Regions from separate parts of the Homo sapiens genome. Here regions 1, 2, 3 and 5 are each linked to region 4. Evidence: chromatin contacts called from ENCODE Hi-C data. All regions are on one chromosome and are shown on one strand. Each heading gives the region's core, a stretch centred on a gene start or an enhancer-like site at or near the end of the contact. The rest is flanking DNA. Distances are from core to core; before and after follow the strand shown. Region 1 holds the start of RNF13 (ring finger protein 13). Region 2 overlaps WWTR1 (WW domain containing transcription regulator 1). Region 3 overlaps WWTR1 (WW domain containing transcription regulator 1). Region 4 overlaps LINC02046 (long intergenic non-protein coding RNA 2046). Region 5 holds the start of PLSCR1 (phospholipid scramblase 1).

What was found. A loop is a pair of places that touch in the nucleus more often than their neighbours do. Pooled maps may share reads with other maps.
Region 1: a loop to region 4 is called in a map with no recorded cell type, with 6 times the contacts of the local background. The contact joins the promoter of RNF13 here to the enhancer-like site in region 4. A Hi-C loop is called at or near these places in 3 of 37 single-sample maps with no recorded cell type and 4 of 50 pooled maps.
Region 2: a map with no recorded cell type shows a loop between it and region 4 (8-fold over the local background). The contact joins two enhancer-like sites. A Hi-C loop is called at or near these places in 3 of 37 single-sample maps with no recorded cell type and 2 of 50 pooled maps.
Region 3: a pooled map shows a loop between it and region 4 (4-fold over the local background). The contact joins two enhancer-like sites. A Hi-C loop is called at or near these places in 2 of 37 single-sample maps with no recorded cell type and 3 of 50 pooled maps.
Region 5: a pooled map shows a loop between it and region 4 (4-fold over the local background). The contact joins the promoter of PLSCR1 here to the enhancer-like site in region 4. A Hi-C loop is called at or near these places in 2 of 50 pooled maps.

What each region holds. Positions count from the first base shown.
Region 1 is chr3:149,811,809-149,814,508 of GRCh38, reverse strand. RNF13 (ring finger protein 13) reads right to left here and starts at 1,294. Exons shown (of 10, transcript NM_183381.3): 1 at 1,156-1,294. RefSeq lists enhancers at 1,451-1,560, 1,426-1,937 and a silencer at 1,771-1,920.
Region 2 is chr3:149,602,352-149,605,051 of GRCh38, reverse strand. The region is part of intron 2 of WWTR1 (WW domain containing transcription regulator 1); the gene reads left to right. Among named protein-coding and RNA genes, the nearest start is that of WWTR1-IT1, 48 kb to the left of the region's middle. RefSeq lists an enhancer at 1-430. Within about 2 kb of position 1,416, at least 4 of the 41 ENCODE cell types and tissues checked have a DNase peak (open chromatin) inside an H3K27ac peak, as active enhancers do.
Region 3 is chr3:149,580,081-149,582,780 of GRCh38, reverse strand. All of the region lies in intron 2 of WWTR1 (WW domain containing transcription regulator 1), which reads left to right. Among named protein-coding and RNA genes, the nearest start is that of WWTR1-IT1, 71 kb to the left of the region's middle. Within about 2 kb of position 1,405, at least 20 of the 41 ENCODE cell types and tissues checked have a DNase peak (open chromatin) inside an H3K27ac peak, as active enhancers do.
Region 4 is chr3:148,317,986-148,320,685 of GRCh38, reverse strand. The region is part of intron 3 of LINC02046 (long intergenic non-protein coding RNA 2046); the gene reads right to left. It overlaps LOC105374148 (a long non-coding RNA gene), which reads left to right. Exons shown (of 4, transcript XR_001740955.2): 3 at 2,610-2,700. Among named protein-coding and RNA genes, the nearest start is that of LINC02046, 38 kb to the right of the region's middle. RefSeq lists an enhancer at 1,220-1,279. Within about 2 kb of position 1,310, at least 2 of the 41 ENCODE cell types and tissues checked have a DNase peak (open chromatin) inside an H3K27ac peak, as active enhancers do.
Region 5 is chr3:146,543,254-146,545,953 of GRCh38, reverse strand. PLSCR1 (phospholipid scramblase 1) reads left to right here and starts at 1,347. Exons shown (of 9, transcript NM_021105.3): 1 at 1,347-1,487. RefSeq lists an enhancer at 1,018-1,497.

The sequences.
Region 1 (2,700 bases), core at 45-2,544, 1.5 Mb before region 4:
CTGCACTACAGCACTGCACTACACTTCCTGCACTACAGCACTGCACTACACTTCTTACCTCCTGTTTAAAGTTCTTTTTAATTGCTATCACTGTCCAGTTTTGTTACTTCGAGATGGAGCTAATGTCCACCCATTAAAAAACTGTGCTTAAATAGCATAAACTCTTGAAAGCCCTACCTTAAATCTTGAATTGATCTGTTTCTCCAGAAGAACTCTTTGGAGGCACAGCCACCTTACTTATTTATATTGTATCAAAAACTGCAGATGTTCTCCTTGGAGAACAAACACATCATTGTTGAAAGGAATGCATCAGTTTTCACTGTTTCTGCTGCATCACTGACGAACAGTAATAGCCGGGCAGGTTTGGGGCAACAAGAGAGGACCCGAGCAGCTGCCCACGGTGCTGAAACTGATGATGAAACGACAGTTTTGGAAATTTACTATTTACTATTGTCAGATTAGGACAAAATAGAGGAATTTACCAGACACTGGCAGAGAAAACTGAGTGGCCGCCACCAAAGTTGCATGAGTGCTTCCGGGATACTGCTGTTTGGCTTCGATGTCTGCCCACTCTCTCTTTCTCTCTGGGACAAAGTTATTTAATAAGTGCAAGTCAAGTCAAGTCAAGCATACAGGCAGAGCTGCTGACTGACCGTAGTATCTGGCCCTAGCAGGGGTTAAGTCCCAAACCTGCAATCTGAGCTTCCAGGGAAAGAAAAAGGGGGTGGGGGTAAAAGAGAGGAAGTGACTGCCCTCCTTCTATTCAGAGACAAAACAGCCCCCTCAACTAAAGTCAAGCGATGTGCCCGAGGACGTTGCGGCAGGTACTTGACCAAGAAAAGCCTTCCAAACATGTTTTCCAGGCAGGCTCTTGCAGCCTCAAGAAGGGAATGAGAGAAGCAAAACCGGTAACTCAACTTTGGACACACACAAACTCGCGGAATGAGAGTGCAGGGGAGACTCGGTCCCCCGAGGGCAAGGCTATTTTATTCCTTTTGCAAAAAGCCTAATTGACTTCTCACCCAGCTCTAGAGGAGCAGCAAAGACCTCAGCAGCAGGGCCGACTCCGAGCTCGAGGGCCAACAAGCGGGGTATGTTCTCTGGGCCGCTCGATAACGAGCTGCCCGGCTGCCGCGAAGCCGGACAGGGTCTTACCTTGAAGTCCGGCCCCCGCAACACAAACAGTCTTGCCAGCCGCGTCGCTGCGGGAGAAGTCCCTACCCTGATTTCATGACTGAATATCCGCACCGACCCCCACAGCCCGGAGTACTAGCAGGGACGACAACACCTAGGCGAAGCGGAAGTCCCGCCCCACGCGCCTCATTGGTCCGCACCCAAAGGCACAGAAAACCCACTGGGCAACATGGTTGCCTGTTAAGGCTCTTTCCCACTCTCACGCGGAGTCTCGCTACTTGCTCTAGCCCGGCTCGGAGAAATGCCCAGTTTGCGAGTCTCGTTCTTGGCCGCGTGATCCGTCTTCCCTGGAAGGGAAGAGCAGGGTGGGGCAGGCGTCTGCGGAACTGGAGCGCGGCTGAAGAAGCTGCTCTTGGCAGAGGAAGGGGCAGGCTGGCAAAGTGGATTGGCTGTGGGCGCCTGCCGCTAACCATGTGCCCCTAGAAACGGAGACCGTAGGGTCTGGAGGGCGCGGGACCGAGCGGGCAGGGCCGGTCGGTCTGATCTGCTCCGGCTGTTGGGACAGAGTAGCCCAAGATTCGGCTGCCGGGCTGCCCCCGGGCGGGCCTGGCCCTGGCGCTGACGCGTCTCTTCCCTGCACACTACACTCACCCGACCTACTAAAGAGGCGAGGGCGAGGCCTCATCCGCCCGCCTTCCGTACCGTGCCCAGTCTGAGATCAGAGTGGGTGGGGACCGTGGCCACACCTTAAAGTAGGGCTCAAATTGTTAGAGATGCGAGCGGCCCGAGGTCTGAACGCCAGTCCCCTGAGGCCTGGCTCGGATCCACGCTGGCATCAGCACTCTGGGCCTGACACGCGCCATCCCCGGGGCTTAGCAAAAGTCAAACCATGTGATTCAGGCCCTAGGTCAGCCTTTTAAAACCCTTGCCTCCTTTTGATGAACCAAAAATCTCCTCCCCTGCCGCCCTTCTGATAAGCCTTCCTTTCTGGTTGTCTCAATCTTAAACCAGTCGAAACTTAAATTACCGGATTGTACCATCCACATTGATTAATCATTGCCAACTCGCCACCTTACAAAAGCAGTGTGACTTAGGCAAATATTACAGAGTCCTGAAAGAAATGTCAGGAGACATAGAATCAGGCACTACTTCTGCTTCAAATAATAAGGCACCCTTAATAAGGCCTTTACAGGCTTCAACTCCTTCAACATCATCTTTTAAAAATGGTGGCGAGGAGGCTATCACACAGAGTATTAGTAGAATACCATTGGATGTAACTTGTCACTTTGATTGCTTGGAGAGCCCTGAGTAGGTGGGACACAGCAATGGGGAAAAGACTCTTTCCTTATTGTGTATCCTTTTGTGCCTTTTGAATTTTGAACCTTGCAAATATTACCTACTCAAATAAAATTCAAATACAAGAAATTTAAGATCAAATTTTAAAAAATTAAATAAAAGCTATCAAAGGTACTTTCCTCTTCTGTGTATCCTATGAGTATTCTATGTAGTCTTAACTTTTCATTGGTTGCAAAGACATTCAATACTTAAATCACAATTCTGCCTTTA
Region 2 (2,700 bases), core at 167-2,666, 1.3 Mb before region 4:
TGTCTAAATTACTTGTTTTCTCAATTAGTGACCCTTCCCTCCTTCAGTGCACAGGCTTGGAAGCCTATCCATGAATCTCACTACCCTGAAATCCAAGGGATAAGGTGACCATGAACCTCAGCACCTCAAGCCTTCCATTGACATTTCCCTCCTTTGCTCCATGGGTAAGAATGCAGAACGTATGGCTTCAGCTTCTGTGTGGGCCTTTCTCTATGCCTGGTTTTTCCTGGCACCTGTCCTCCCACCTGCCTTCTGGCCTGCCAGTGTGTCTGATCTGAGCAGACTGGGAGGGTGTGAAGAAGGGCCAGTACCGCTTCAGCAGGAAGGGCAGCACACGGAAGGCCAGCAGCCTTGGGCTGGCCTGCATCTGCCCCTCACATACCCTACAGAGAAACACTGAGCAGCTGGTCAGCATGTGGGCTGGGAGGAATGGGGCTGGGCTAGGGGACTAGGGATTAAGGCAGCCCTTGTAGCAGCAACTGTGACACAAGGAGCACCTGGCCCTCCTGGAAGTCCCAGGGCTCTTTCTTTGACCTCCTTCCTTCACTTCCTGCATTTTCTAAATTGTAGCTAAAATTTGAGATAGAACCCTAAGAGTAAAACCTGGCCCTGCTAGCATTGATTTCCTGAGATTAACTTCTCTTTTAGCTAAGGAGCATCTCTGGATGATGAGTAGAGATGGAAGCCAAGTCATGTGCCCTTAAAGTCCTGTGCAAGCTCCTTCCCGGGATGTGGTGGGGTGTGCATGCAGTGAGCTGTGAGGGGGTGGCCCTGTCACAGGGAATGAGGCCTCAGCCATTGTCTGGCAGTGTTGGCAGTGTGATTTTAAGCCAGTTATTTAACTTCTAGGTCTCAGGTCCTTAGCCTATAAAGTTGGGATAATACTTATCTTACAGGGTTGGAGCATGAAATAAATATTAAGAGAATCAAAAGCAAAAATGCTTTGCATATTATGTAATATGAAACTATTTTTCATGTACTACTACTTATAGTATTACTACTATTTATGGAGTTTAAAAAGTTTCTGTGTTTTGAATATATTTAATGAACTCAGTCTTTCTAATTATCTGTATGTATCATGAATACAACATAAAATCTATGACCGTGGCAAAATACTATCACTGACCTTAGATGTGGCCAATGTGTTCTTGACTGAGATCTGTACAGCTTCACATGCTTTTTTTTTTTTTTTTTTTTGGTATGCCGCTTATGTAGCACCAGTAGAGGATTTTTTTTTCATTGACATTATCTTATATTCCCCTCATTATTAGGAGAAAATGTCAGTTGATTTTCTGCGTTACTAAGGACATGAACAAAGAAAACTGTGTAACACAAAACTTTCTGTGTGGAATAGAGAAATTTAATCACTGTCATGATTTCATCAGTGGGGCAGTTCACAGCTTTAGGGCATGCCAATGAGCTGTATCACTTCAGAGTTAACCAAAGAAAGAAATGTAATGGGGGATGGAGAATGTAATTAGAGTGGAGTACAAGGGGGGGGTGGGGAACCTTTGTAACTAAATTATTAGCATTATCATGAAGAAACTGTCTTTTGAATTGTTTTTAAGCTAAAGAAATCATAAAGCAGTGTTTTTATGTGACTATGTAATTCCCCTTGTATTTGAGGTTAATATGCTGCAAATTCTTCATAAATCTTCATTAAGATGTCAAAATTCCTTGTGAAGCCTGTCTTCATTTGCATTCCCTTGTACAGTTATTAACAAAGACCCTTTATGTCTCTGCCCAGCTTGATTTCAGTCATGAACTCCATTTTCCTTTTATTATTTCATAGAATCTGGTTCCTTGATTGAACTTAGTAAATCATTTCTTGAGGACTTGGTGGGAAGCCAGAGAGTGGTAGTGAGGGGGGCAGTTTATGAGCCCAGGGTGGGTGGAGACCCTTGTTCCTCAAAGCAAGACATTATTAACTTTAGAGTCTCCTCTTATCAGATCTTAAAAATTCTTGCCCAAAGTTAATAGTTTTTGAAGTTTGCAAATAGATTTCTACAGTTGAAACCTAGAGTAGAAAGAAGCCTGGTTATTTATTTATTTATTTATTTATTTATCTTTGGCTTTAAAATTAGGCTTTTCTGGCCGGGCACAGTGGCTCATGCCTATCATCTCAGCACTTTGGGAGGCCCAGGCAAGCGGATCACTTGAGGTCAGGAGTTCGAGACCAGCCTGGCCAACATGGTGAAACCCCGTCTCTACTGTAAATACAAAAATTAGCTGGGTGTGGTGATGCTGTAATCCCAGCAACTCGGGAGGCTGAGGCAGGAGAATCTCTTGAAACTGGACAGCAGAGGTTGCAGTGAGCCGAGATCGTGCCACTGCACTCCAGTCTGGGCAACAGAGTGAGACTCCGTCTCAAAAAAAAGTTGGGGGGGAAGCCTTTTCTCACCAATTGAGTGTCAGTGTGGCCAGTGTAAACAAGGATGAAAATAGCTATTTGAGGGGTTTGGTGGCCACTTTAAAGTTGTGTCAGGGCAATGATCAACACTAGAGTTTCAGTTCCTGTTGAGATCTGTGCTCTCTACCTTTCAGTCTGTGAGACTGAGTCGGAATGTCCCCAAGTATTTAGGACCCTGTGACTGCTGGAATTTCAGGGTTGCTCAGGGTCCAGAGTGAAAAGAACGCTGCTGCCAATAACGCCTTCCCATCTTGGGTTGCCTTTGTTCACATAGCTTTGCTTATTCTTTA
Region 3 (2,700 bases), core at 156-2,655, 1.3 Mb before region 4:
ACTTAAGGTGATTTATACATCTTTTATTTATTTTATTTTATTATTATTTTTGAGACAGAGTTTTGCTCTGCCGCCCACACTGGGGTGCAGTGGTATGATCACGGCTCACTGCAGCCTCGACCTCCCAGGCTGAAGTAATCTTCCGCTTCAGCCTCCCAAGAAGCTGGGACCACAGGCATATACCACCACGCCCGACTCATATTTTGATTTTTTTTTTTTTAGAGATAAGATCTCCCTATGTTGCCCAGGCTGGCCTTGAACTCCTATGCTCAAGCAATCCTCCTGCCTCAGCCTCCCAAAGTGCTAGGATTACAGGCGTGAGCCACTGTGTCTGGACTATACATTTTTTAATAGCATTATTGATCCTGGCATGAGAGGAGAAAAAAAAATGCTGGTACTAATAATAAAATTGTTTGCAACGCAGCCAAAGTTCTTTAATATGGCTCTTGGCCCAAATCAAACAAGCAACAGAAACTCCCAGTCCTTTTTTTTTTTTCCTTCTTATGTTTTCACAAAATAGGAAAAATGAGGTTAAGCAAGAATTTTGCTCAGTTTGCAGAGGCAAAGTGAGGCTTGCCAGGGCCGGGTGCTGTTGGGGTGCGTGCAGCATATGACGGGGTGTCTCTAACACAGTGACTGAACTGTTCACCTTCTGAAGTGAGGCTCCTGAGTCACACCTGGGGCTGTCTTGATGAGTCACCAGCCTTCCAAAGTGGTTTTCTCTGGGAAGTGGCACTTCACAGTGCCACTTTTTTTTCCCACCCCAGGGACAAAACTCTGGTAAATGAATCCCTGCAGGAACCACGGGTATTACAGTCCTGATTTGGCTCATCTGCTCTTTGGGGCTGACAGCAGCTTTGCTTGACTCAGCTTCTGCCTGACTGAGTAGGTTCAGACAGAATGAGTCTGCAGAAAAGTCGGTGGTGCTCAGTGGGAAGGACGTGAGGGAGATGGATCACCACAGCTGGCCAGGGCAGAGGCACTAGGAGACCTTTCACATGGCTGCTGTGCCTACTGCTGCTAACTTAAACAAGTGGAAACTTCTTGGCAAGTCTGTGAGGGAAGTCGAGGATTAGAGCCTGGTAGTTAAAAATACAATCCCTGCCATTCATTCAGAATTCCAGAGAATGCTGAAATTTTTTGAATTGGCAAGTGAATGGTAGAGACCGGAACCATACACTGAAATAACTTCTCTGGTCTTGTATCATCTTTTATTAGAGGATCCTAAAAAAATCCCCTATTTATATATCAGTTATTATTTCTGTGTCATAGACTGCAGCTATGTTTGATGAGCTGCTTAAGTGAAAATCTGACCGGAAACTTTCAACTATAAATTCTTTGTGGTTTCAAAGAAGGATGAACTTTCTCATCTAACACATTTCTGCTGTGTGAAGAGTCACCTTTATTATATGGCATGAGTCTTTTTTTTTTTTTAATAGCTTTGGGGTTTAAACTCTGAATGCTTTGCTAATAGATGTGTCAGCTGTGCACATTGGCAGCTTGACTTTTACCTCTTTGTATCTTCTATTCTGATGCATTAAAAATAGCAGGAGATGGTGCCGTTTAGGATTTGGGCAGAATGGAAGAATCATTATAACCAATAATAGTGTTTTAAAAGCTGCCTTGGGACAAAGAATTATTAATTAGGGTGGTAGAAAGAATGACAACGTGGGAGGAAGATTGATTAGGGTTTCTAGAAATACAGTAAAACCTAAGCTATGTATCTCTTCAACCATGTGAAGAGCTATTACTTTATTTCTGATTGTCAACATATCGAAGTTCAAAAGCCGACTCCACATTATGCAAATAGACTGATAACGTTAAGCAGAGGAGATCAATGTACTGGATGGCTACTAATCTTAATATTGTCGCCAGGCGCGGTGGCTCACGCCTATAATCCCAGCACTTTGGGAGCCTGAGGCGGGTGGATGGCCTGAGGTCAAGAGTTTAGATCAGCCTGGCCAATATGGTGAAACCCCATCTCTACTAAAAATACAAAAGTTAGCCAGGTGTGGTGGCACACGCCTATAATCCCAGCTACTTGGGAGGCTAAAGGAGGAGAATTGCCTGAACCGGAAGGCAGAGGCTGCAGGGAGCTGAGATCGCACCATTGCACTCCAGCCTGGGTGACAAGAGCGAAACTCCGTCTCAAAAACAAACAAACAAACAAAAAACCTAATCTTAGTATTACAAACATGATCAGGTCGGGTTGCTAGTTTAGATGTGGGTGGTGAGCTGAGCATCCACTGCGATGGGGCTTCTACTGTCATGGGCTCCCTCTGTGATGTGGCCTCCCTTCTGTGATGAGCTCCCTGGGGTTTCTCCTGCAATGGGCTCCCACTGCAATGGGCTTCCACTGTGCTCAGCTCCCATTGCATTGTGGTTTTAGGTGACAGCAGAGGGACTACCTGGAGAAAGTGTGCATCTGGGCCTGGGAGAATTAGTAAGTGTGCATACCACCCCTGTCTTTGTTCTTGTGGTTAAGACTCATCTCTGGTGTTGGTTAGCAGAGCTAAGTACCGTTGGCAAAACAAAAGGTACTACTAAAAGAAATGTAAGATATGAGTAAGATATATGTCATTTCCTAGGTCTTGAAATCTAAATAAGATCACACTAATAGAATGTTTAATTTGATTTAAATGCAAACAGTATTTATCCCCAACATACAACGAGAAAGTAAACCACCTTTTGCATACTTGT
Region 4 (2,700 bases), core at 61-2,560:
CATGTTACTTTAATTACTTATTCCCTTCTTTAGAGAAAGTAGTTTAGGAAACATAACATCAGTATACTCTCCTTAACAAAAGAAATATTTAACATACTAAAAACAGTTGAAGACGAGCAATAAGGGTGACTATAATACAGGAATATTCCCATTATATTCAGGGAATGCATTCATGAAAATATGAACAGCTATTGAATCAATCTTTGATGGGTCCTTATAACAAAGTCCTTATAGAGATGCTTTTCCATTAGTATAATGCAGTCATGACTTGCTTTGGTTAATCCTTACTGGATGCTGTGACATATACAATATTCTTCATGTCAAAGAAATTCATCAATTTTAGTTAAAAATGCAAAACATGTCATTGAAAATGTATACGATGTAAGTGTGTGGTTTAGAAGTAATAACCAAATAATAAATGAATACTCATGTATGTATCACTCAGCTGAAGAAAAAGTTAAAGCCTCTTATGAGCCTATTTCCATAACATCTCCCTCCCTCCCACACACATAGAACGAGCAGTTTGAACTTTGTATAATCACATTAATTTGCTTTTCTTTATAGTGTAGCCATAGATACTGTAAATGCATTCCTAAAGTAGATATTACTTAGCTTTTCCTTTTTTGAACATTTATATTGGATCATACTATATTTCTTTTCTGTGACTTTATTTCCTCACAAATATTTATTGATATATGCAGTTTTGAGTACTGTACTCTGTTGTATTAATCTGCCATCACTCATTTATTTATTTAAGCTTCTAATTGTTTTTTGCTATTATGAACAATGTGTTTAAGAACATTTTGAACATCTGATGTTCACGTGCAATTTCTCTAGACTATATATGTGGGAGAAGAATTACTGAGTCAGATTATGAGTCAGTGGAACTTTACTAAGTGATGAGAAATTACTTTCTAAAATAGTATCAGTTTACATTCCCATCACTTCCTCATTTCTGCAAATTCTTGCTAACATATAGTATTGTCAGACTTCTACTTTTAAAAATGAAACTAGTGATTGTGAAATTGTGGTCTTAGTTTGCATTTTCTTTATTATTAAGAAGGTTAAACATTTTTTAATAGGTTTATGTACTCTGTGTTTCTTGTTCTATAAATTTCTACTCTTGACCGGTATAGGCAGCCTCTAACATGGACCCCGGTGATCTTTGCCTCCTTGTGTAATCTCTTCCCTTTGAGTGAGCACTTAGACCTAGTGATTTGCATATGAGAAATAGAACAAGGCAGAAAATGATGAGATGTCATTTCTGAGATTAGGTTACCAGAAGACTGTGGCTTCCGTTTCCTCTCTCTCACCCTTTCATGGACTCACATTGCGAGAATCCAGGACTCAGGTTGTGAGCTACCATATGGAGAGGCCCACAAGATAAGAAACTGAGGGAGGGCTCTGGCCAATAGCTGCAAGGAATTGAGGCTCTCAGTTCAATGGGCTGGCAAGAACTAAATTCTGTCAACCACCGTATGAGATAGCATGACAGTGGATCCTCCCCTAGCAGAGCCTGCGAAGGAGACTACAGCATCTCCTGACACCTTGATGGCAGCTTTGTGAGAGACCCTGGGTCAGAGGTACCCACCTGACTTTCTGATCCATGGAATCTGTGAGATAATGAGTATTTACTGTTTTATAGTTGCTGAGTTTGGGAGTAATATTGTCATACCTCAAATACCTAATAAATAAAATGACTTTTGAGGCTGTTGTTTTCTTAGGGCTTCACAGTGGTTCTTTATATATTATATTCTGGATGCAATAATCGTCAGTCATATGTGTTGCACTAATATGTTCCAAAATTATAATTGTAACACTTTTTCTGTTGTGTCTTTTGAAGGAAAACTTCTGATAAAAGATAAAAGATTATCTATTAAATATTTATTTATATATTATATAAAATATATATAATAGATGTATAATATATTAAGATATATGTTAATCTATATTAGATATTAAGATATGTATATTAATATATAGGATACCTATGTTATAGATATCTTAATATATGTTATATATCTAATATAGTAAATTTAACATATATGTTAAATTTGTATATATATGCTAAATTTATTACATATGTTAAATATATCTATATATAGATATCTTTGCCTGTCAAAATTCATTTTCTTTTTCATGAAAATGAACCACTTGCATTACTATGAGCAAGAAACAAGTGACACCCATCTAAAGATAACCAAACATGCACAAATCATGGAATTACACAATTCCCAGAGGACTGGTTACGTAATGCCCAGCATCCCATTGAAAGGACATTTAGTCGTTTCTTCTGTGACATTTAAAAATTTATCCACAATTCTTCCTGGCAGTCACTCTACTCCCCTTATGATCATAAATAATATCTCTCTTTCTCGAGGTTATTCTTATTCACAAAAAGGCTTGTTTCATTCAGGTTTGTGATAATGGTTCACATAAGTGAAGCAAGAATAATAACTAAACATACAAGGCCTCCTTGAGTTGCTTTGCAAAAATACAGGCATATGGTATCAAGCAACCACTAAAGCTACAGAATTAACATTTGTTTGAAATTTTCCATAAGAAATTTCAGATAGGACTTTTAAAAGCCTCTGTTTTTGGTGTTGCAGGTATTACAGGGCTAGTAAATCAAACCCCCAAAAACTTTCTCCACCGAACTTCACCTGTAACCTCTACCATTTAAAGGAATTTCCATTTCTG
Region 5 (2,700 bases), core at 98-2,597, 1.8 Mb after region 4:
ATTTTGTCCGTACTAGAAGAGGATCAATTGCTTGAGATCACAAATGATGGTGGCCTTAAAAGTATGTTTGAGACAGCTTCAAATCCCATGTTCTGGATTAAACTCAAGGTGGGATATCCTGAGATTGCCACAAAAGCACTGAAGAGTCTGCTTCCATTTCCAACATGCTATCTTTGTGAAGCAGGATTTTCTGCAGTGACAGCAACCAAAACAAGATTACGGAGTAGACTGGACATAAGCAACACACTTCTGGTGTCACTGTCTCCCACCGTTCCCAGATGGGACCTTCTAATTGCAGGAAAACAAGGTCAGGGCTCCCACTGATTCCACATTATGGTGAGTTGTATAATTATTTTATTATATATTACAATGTAATAATAATAGAAGTAAAGTGCGCAATACACGTAATGTGCTTGAATCATCCTGAAACCGTCTGCCACCCGGCCCTGGTCCATGGAAAAATCCTCTTCCGTGAAACTGGTCCCTGGTGCCAAAAAGGTTGGGGACCACTGGTTTATCCAGGGTCATCCAGGTTGGAGTGGGGTCAGGAGAAATGGGGAAATTTAGGTAAAAGTATACAAAGTTACAAACACGTAGGATGAACAAATGGGAAGACCTAATGTACAACATGAGGGCTATAGTTAATGATAGTGGTATTCAGGATTTATGCTAAATAAGTAGATTATAGCTGCTCTTGCCCCAAGGGGGGAAATGTGTAATTATAGGAGTTGATGGATATGTCATACAAATAACTTAAATACACAGAATAAAAACTATTTTAGTTTAAAAAGGAACAATATTTATAAAAAAATAAAGTGAGCTCGAAAACATTCAAATAACTGCTTAAAAATTAAAAAGTAATATCACATAATTTAATAGAAGGAAAGAAAGAGCAAGACAGCAAGAAAGAAAAGGCACCATAAAGAAAAACAATTTTGGCCCCTCCTCATTTGTAGTCTTAAGCTGCCTCTACTCCCTCGCCTTGAAAAGCCACGGGCTTCCGAGGGATGGAGGTCAAAGCCAGAGTAAAGAAAGTTCCCGGGGGAGGCCACTCCCCAGCTGATGACTTTCCAGTTCCAGTTAGTGTCGGAGTCCCAGTTCCTCTCCTTAACCACCGGACAAACGTCTCTGGAGTCTCTCCAATGAGCAAGAAAGCAAGTCGGGGGTAGGGGAGGGGCCTCACACCAGGGGGTGGGCGCAGTCCCTCCTCCAGCTCCTTCACCCTCCAGTAGTCTCGTGGGTCCCCGAGCGCCAGCGCGGGAACCGGGAAAAGGAAACCGTGTTGTGTACGTAAGATTCAGGAAACGAAACCAGGAGCCGCGGGTGTTGGCGCAAAGGTTACTCCCAGACCCTTTTCCGGCTGACTTCTGAGAAGGTTGCGCAGCAGCTGTGCCCGGCAGTCTAGAGGCGCAGAAGAGGAAGCCATCGCCTGGCCCCGGCTCTCTGGACCTTGTCTCGCTCGGGAGCGGAAACAGCGGCAGCCAGAGGTGCGCGGGCGGCTTTCTCTGCCGCCTCCTGGGGACTTGGGCGCGGGAACTGCGCGGAGCCTGCGCTGGGGCCAGGGCCGGGGTCAGGTGTGGAGGGCAACTTGTGGGGAACCGGCGCGAGGGCCCGCAGGTTGTGTTTGCTGCTCTGGGGGTGGAGGATGTGGGGTGAAGGTTGGGGCCAGAAATGCAAGAGGCCTCTGAAAGGGACCCTGGAAGTGGAGCAGGTACACGGCAAGGGGCCCCAGGCGGCCCAGCGGCACCCGGGCTCACCCCAGAACCATTCGAATGACAAGGGGTGCCCTGCCTGAAAACGCCTTGCGGGGCTCAGCTTCCCCTTAGCTACACTGCTTTACAGGTAGAGAGCGGCCCTGAATCCTGGGTAGAGTCTGGGCTCAGGAGCATGTGCCAGCGTAGTGGGGCTATTAGAAGGAATGGTTAATACAGCCTGCAAGCTGTCATTTATCAGTAAGTATTCAATGAAGTCCGCCGGAGCCCACATCTATGCTAGGCCCTCTACAATACCAGCTTAGGAAAGATAGTGGCGGTATCTAGCACGGTTCCTAAGACCATTAGCTCCAGTCAGGCTCCCCGACTTTAAATTCGGCCTCTACTGCTTCACGTCTGTGGACTGTCAGCCACTTTCTTCTTATATATGTTCTTTCCATTGCCTCATCTCTGAAATTGTGTAACTATTAAATGAGCTACAGAGTATTAATGTAAAATTCTTAGAGCAGTGCCTGGCGCTACAGAAAGTACTCAGTGAAAGTTAGCTCTTATTATTTTAAATATTTGACAAAGTTCCTGCTTCTCCAAGCTGATTCTCTGGTTCCCAGGTGGTTTCATTCATGCACTGTTATTCCTGGAAGTCTTGGCATGGCCACTTCCCAGTTCCAGGAACAGGCAGTCGTTGTTTTTTCTGGCTTATCACATTGAGATACATGGTTACTACAAGTGACACTTAAACGTGTCAGACAGTTTGGGGGCTCCCTTCTTGAACTTTTTCTAAGAGCAAACCTTTGTCTTAATGCCACCCTGTTTACAACAATAGTAGGGCTTTGAACAATGAGAAAATGCGGGGAAATGAAAAAGACATATAAAGGGAAAGAGTGGATTTATGCAATTGGATAGAAAAGTGGCATGTAAAATAGCTGGTTTATAGATCAAACTGCCTTTAGATCTGTAAAGGAGCTTAGAGTACATACAGGTGGAGAGA